Regions from separate parts of the Homo sapiens genome. Here region 2 is linked to region 1. Evidence: read pairs that join two places in POLR2A ChIA-PET (ENCODE). Cell type or tissue: HepG2. All regions are shown on one strand. Links, peaks and the distances in the headings refer to the core of each region. The heading gives the core; the rest is flanking DNA.

Evidence for each region. ChIA-PET counts read pairs that join two places held together with the same protein. Peaks named below come from ENCODE experiments on the same cell type or tissue, not always from the same donor. Only the 100,000 strongest peaks of a DNase experiment are listed, where the experiment ranks them.
Region 2: POLR2A ChIA-PET joins it to region 1 with 5 read pairs; 7 of 35 experiments call an interaction of 5 or more read pairs at or near these places.

The regions. Positions count from the first base shown.
Region 1 is chr13:41,909,602-41,912,525 of GRCh38, forward strand. VWA8 (von Willebrand factor A domain containing 8) reads right to left here. Exons shown (of 45, transcript NM_015058.2): 3 at 2,437-2,567. Among named protein-coding and RNA genes, the nearest start is that of VWA8, 50 kb to the right of the region's middle. In HepG2, for the core only: no CTCF peak of the experiment used is centred there; no DNase peak of the experiment used is centred there.
Region 2 is chr13:41,973,496-41,976,419 of GRCh38, forward strand. All of the region lies in intron 2 of VWA8-AS1 (VWA8 antisense RNA 1), which reads left to right. It overlaps LOC105370176 (a long non-coding RNA gene), which reads right to left. Exons shown (of 3, transcript XR_941905.3): 3 at 1,344-1,420. Among named protein-coding and RNA genes, the nearest start is that of VWA8-AS1, 14 kb to the left of the region's middle. In HepG2, for the core only: no CTCF peak of the experiment used is centred there; a DNase peak (open chromatin) is centred at 1,206; H3K4me3 peaks cover 455 bases.

The DNA of each region.
Region 1 (2,924 bases), core at 318-2,817:
CAATAGGCTTCCATTAGTTGACAAAGTTATATATGCCTCTTATTGTTAAACTGCACAGAGTTACACCCTGAACTGCTACATGATCATTATCCTCAGCTTCCTTTGTTCTTCATTGGCCGTGACAAGCACCAAAGTCTCCCCAGGTGCTGATTCACGAAAGAGGCATGAGTACATTCACAAACAGCCCCAGGAGCAGCAGATGGAGGAGGCAGCAGTGGTATGATTTTTTTGAACAAACTACAAAAGTCCTTTTATATAAGTATAAAATAAACACAACTATGAAATTATTCCTATTTATTTTCTCATGGTTTACCATGCTTGCCCCAGATTTTCTGCCTTTAAAGATCTCATCCACTCTGGCTATCACTATACATAGGCTGTTATTCTTAGGGGCAATAGTACTCACTGCAAGGAGGCTTAAGCTAGTATTAAGTTTTCTTATGTATATCCACAGCCTATGGTTGCCTCAGCTCCATTCCACAATTTAAAGTTGGGGGTGTTGTTGGTTTCTTTTTTAAAGATACAGGTTTCACACTTACAAATCTATGTTGCATTTTTGAACCAACGAGGCTTCTCATAATCTCTTAGCCCTTCTCATTTCACATTCTCAATAAGCTTCAAAGCCTTGCCAAAAACAAAATCTCAGTGAGATATTGTGGTCTTTGAAATAAGCAAGGTAGCAAGTGCACATCTTAAAATTAAAAAGGCTTGGCCGGGCACGGTGGCTGTAATCCCAGCACTCTGGGAGGCCGAGGCAGATGGATCACAAGGTCAGGAGTTGGAGACCAGCCTGCCCAATATGGTGAAACCCATTTCTACTAAAAACATGAAAAATTAGCCGGGTGTGGTGGCATGCGTCAGTAGTCCCAGCTAATGAGAAGCTGAGGCAGGAGAATCACTTGAACCCAGGAGGCAAAGGTTGCAGTGAGCCAAGATCAAGCCACTGCACTCCAGCCTGGGCGACAAAGTGGGACTCCATCTCAAAAAAAACAAAAAAAAAAAACAACAACAAAAATGGCTCTAGATCTGTAATTCTCAGTAGCTGACTTCGCATTCTTAGATAAGACACTTTTACCTTACATATTAATAAAGTGAGGATGGCTCTACAGTGGCACGTTTTACCTCACAAACTAGTTCTAGGGATAAATAAAAGATAAATGAGCTAGTGCGAGTTAGGCTCTGATTTATTCATGTATTTATTATTTCTGCCCCACATGATTTTTGAAGTACCAAAGAAGATTCGCCACTGAAATAAAAGAGTGTACAAGGTAGATTTCAATAGCATTGAAATCAATCATTTCATAGCAAATAATACAAGGAATCTTTAAATAAGGTTTTTCTCTTCATCCTAAAAAATGTCTTCAGAACACAGCTTCATCTGGTGGCATTCTTTCATTAATCATTAGGGTAATGCCTACCAATACTGACAAAATAGCGGAAAACATTTGTACATTTTCTTTCTTTTTTTTTTTTTTTTTTTGAGACGGAGTCTCACTTTGCCACCCAGGCTGGAGTGCAATGGCACGATCTTGGCTCACTGCAACTTCCACCTCCCAACTTCAAGCAATTCTCCTGCCTCAGCCTCCCGAGTAGCTGGGATCACAGGCGCCTAGCACCATACCCTGCTAATTTTTGTATTTTTAGTAGAGCCGAGGTTTCACCATGTTGGCCAGGCTGGTCTCGAACTCCTGACCTCAGGTGATCCACCCACCTCAGCCTCCCAAAGGGCTGGGATTACAGGTGTGAGCCACTGTGCCTGGTCAAGACTTGTAAATTTTCTTATTTGGGTTGAGATTTGAGCTTCAGTTCACTTAACAACAGTTCTCAAAGAACTGCAAATGTTTAAGAGGACAACATGTCAGAAAGGGGAAACATGGGATTTCAACTCTAGCTCTATTATTTACCAGCTGGATAAAGCTTGAGTGAGTTATTTAACCTCTGTGAACTTGTTTTCTCATCTATTTAAAGAAAAAACAAGGAGATATATAACACAGAAGAGATACTCTACAGACCTTAGGCTTCCTTTAAAGACTGCATAACTTCCAAAAGTCAAGGGAATTGTTTGGCTTTTTAAAATGTGAGCCTGAGATAAGGGAATGTTCACTAAGCAGTATAATACCAAGTTTTGCTTTGTAATTTCAGACTTGCTGATTCTATCTGCTACTCATTGCCTGAATTTATATCTCTTTTCTACTGGAAGTGGGGGACTTTCTAGTTACAGTAAAAATTTGCTACAGCTATGAAAATTTGCTAAAGCTATACATTTGACTCCCAAATAACTTATGCCAAACACTTTATAAACAAATCACCCTTTGATGTCAGCATTTGTTTCAAATAATGACTAATTCTGATATTTTTTATAAATTCTTAATCTTATTTTATTTCATAGCTTACAAAGTTAAGACCCTTAGAAATTGACAAGAATTAACTGCTCACCAAGTACTGCATAGCAATAGAGCGTCGAAGAGGCCCAGGAGGTCCTATTAGAAAAACATCTTGCCCCAAAAGATCCTTCTGCATTATCCATCTTAGATGCTGAACTACAGATTGAGCCAGAGAGTCTGAAACTATAAAGAAAAAAGAGAAAATGAAGTGCAAATTTAAGTATTACTTATAATATAAATCTCCAAGTAATGTGGACATATTTATATATATATATAACGTATATAAAATATGTGTTTATCTGTGTATTTATAAACATATGTATATAAATATATATAAACATATGCATATGTTTATCTGGACAAACATGTAGACACCTGCTGAATTTTCACATAGTTTTACAATAAAACCATTATTGTCGATGCTAAAACAAGATTAAGTTTATAATATCACAAAGAATTACATATTCCTTACTTGAAAGCTTTCCATAACATTTGAATAATAACCTATAACTGTTCCTAACGAAATAAAAGCGATCTTCA
Region 2 (2,924 bases), core at 265-2,764, 64 kb after region 1:
AGGGACAGCATGCATGAGAAAAATGTCTTTTCTCTCCTCTTGAGACCTACAATCAAAGTAATGGCACGTTTCCTCTCTCGCCTCCCCAGCACCTTTCCTTATACACTACGGAGTTTTAGATGGGGTGCCTGCTAGTGGTAGGAAGGCAATTCTGCCTGATTTACTAAACTCTGGGGAAGGTGCCCAGTCCCGAATATTGGCAGGACTCTTTAGAATGCAAAGTCATTGTGCCTCTCTGTCCTTAGCACTGGGTCCTATTTTCCACTTCCAGGGAGAAAGGAAAAACTCCTTCTTCATGTCTTGTTACTCTACATAGTCAGTTCCCTTGGGGAGGGTACTGAGAGTCTGGGTTGGGAGGCAAACAAATATTTTCACTGTATTCTCTTGTAGTGTTTGACTTTGTATCATGTGCATTTATTACTTTATTCAATTAAGAGTTGTCTATTTTTAAAAGGGAGGAGGAATAAGTTAGTTTGTGTGCATTGACTTAAAATGATGTACATGAAGTATTGTTAAGTTAGCAAAACAAGCTGGAGAGTAATGAACATAATAGTAATCATAGCAATCACAATAGGCATAATAGTAAAAGGAAAATGAATGCGCAGTTCCAGCTACATACTTTTTTTTTTTTTTTGAGACGGAGTCTTGCCCTGTCGCCCAGGCTGGAGTGCAGAGCGATCTCGGCTCACTGCAACCTCCGCCTCCCAGGTTAAAGTGATTCTCCTTCCTTAGCCTCCCAAGTAGCTGAGACTACAGGTGTGTGCCACCACAAATACAAAATACAAAAAATACAAATTTTTTGTAGTTTTAGTAGAGATGGGGTTTCACCATGTTAGCCAGCATGGTCTAGATCTCCTGACCTAGTGATCTGCCCATCTTGGCCTCCCAAAGTGCTGGGATTATAGGCGTGACCCACCGCACCCAGCCCCAGCTATGTACTTTTGTTGGTATGTGTTGTGTAAGTGTGAAGAAAGGTGTGGAGGGTCACATACCAGTCTGTTAACATGGTTACCTTGGAGGGATAATGATGGGGTAAGGGAAAAACTTTTATTTCCTTTGGTATTACTTTAAGATACAAAAAAATCACATGCTTGTAACAAATGCGCGTTCAAACAAGCATGTATTATTTCTGTAACTTAGGAAGGGAAGGGAGCAAAGGTAGACGAGAACAAAGAATGTGTTACGCCACCATGCCCACAACCACAGCCCCAATCAACTAATCAACAAAACAAACTCGCAGCTCTCATATACAGGTTTGCCTGACATGCTGAGGCAGGGTTTTTGACTCCCTTCCGTTCATTCTGAAGTTCGGATTTCAGAAATAGATAACACACTGGCATTGGCCACAGTCTCTCAGGACCAGCTCACGAAGTCTTTCAGGACAAAGGTTTTGTCTTAACGCTCAAAGATCTGCAGGACCCTGTATGGTAGAAGAAACATATCATTGTATTTGTAAGTAAAACAAACAAAACATAATTTAAATGTGCATCGATGGTTAAGGAATTTAGCCTTACCCATATCTATTCAATCCTTTCATGAGAGCAAAATAAGATTGAGAGTAAAAAGCATAAAAGAGCTGGGGCCCCCAAGGCAGGGTGGTTATGGGAGGCAACCAGGCATAAGGGAGGGGGTGCTGGGAGCCCCCTTCATAGCCTTCCCCAAGGTGACCAGGCCTGGGCTTCCCTGAGTAGCAATTCGGCCCGAGTGTTTTCCTTCCCTCTGTAACAATGCACGGTGCACCCCTTAAAAATGCGTAATAGCTGCCGGGCGTGGTGGCTCACTCCTGTAATCCCAGCACTTTGGGAGGCCGAGGCAGGCAGATCATGAGGTCAGGAGATAGAGACCATCCTGGCCAACATGGTGAAACCCTGTCTCTACTAAAATACAAAAATTAACTGGGTGTGGTGGCGCGTGCCTGCAATCCCAGCTACTCGGGAGGCTGAGACAGGAGAATCACTTGAACCCAGGAGGCGGAGGTTGCAGTGAGCCGAGATCAGGCCACTGCACTCCAGCCTGGCGACAGAGTGAGGCTCAGTCTCAAAAACAAGAAAAAAAAAGGAAAAAAGAAAAAAAAAATGCCTAATAGCACAAACCTTATTGCTCAACTTAAGGTGGAAAAAAAATTATGCATATCAGATAGGCAATGTTTTTTTTAAAAACAACAACCAAAAAAACCCCTTGATAATGAAGATAAGAATGGAGTAAGAGAGTAAGAAATCAGAAATAAGAATGGAGTAGGAGAATCCTCTTATATATTCCTGTGGGTGTGTAAAGTGGTACAGTTATTCTGGGATGCAATATGACAACATGTCAGGGAACTAGAAACATTTTATACCCCTCTAGGACTCTAGCTTGAGGAAATAAACAGAGATGTTATCAAAGATTTGGTATGAGTATGTTTTGTGCAGTATTATTAATAATACTGAAATATTGAAAACTATTCAATAAGAATGGCTAACTAAATTATAATTATAATTTATGCAGTTGTAAAATCTTTGTAACATAATATTTAAAAGGCTAGGAAACAAAACTATATATCCAACATGATTCTAATTTGTAACAATTATATAGTAAATATACAAAACTATAGAGTACATTTGAATGATTCAAAAATAATTATAAATTTTCGTTTATCCTTTCTATGTTTCAAAAATTTCTATTATAAACATATGTTCATCTTAGTATTGGGAGAAGTAAAATGAAGGGAAAAAACATTAGCTTAGTCCTCCACAGAGAGAATTAATTCTCCTTGACACATTTAAATCCATAAATTTAGAACAACCTATTTCTGACTAATGTCACGTAATTGAACGGTCCATTTCTGAATTCATAGATTTCCCTGTGGTCCTGAAATATGTACCTATTTAGCTACTATGGAGCCATTACTCCCAGGAAAAAAGAAATCCCCAAAATAAAAATAAAAT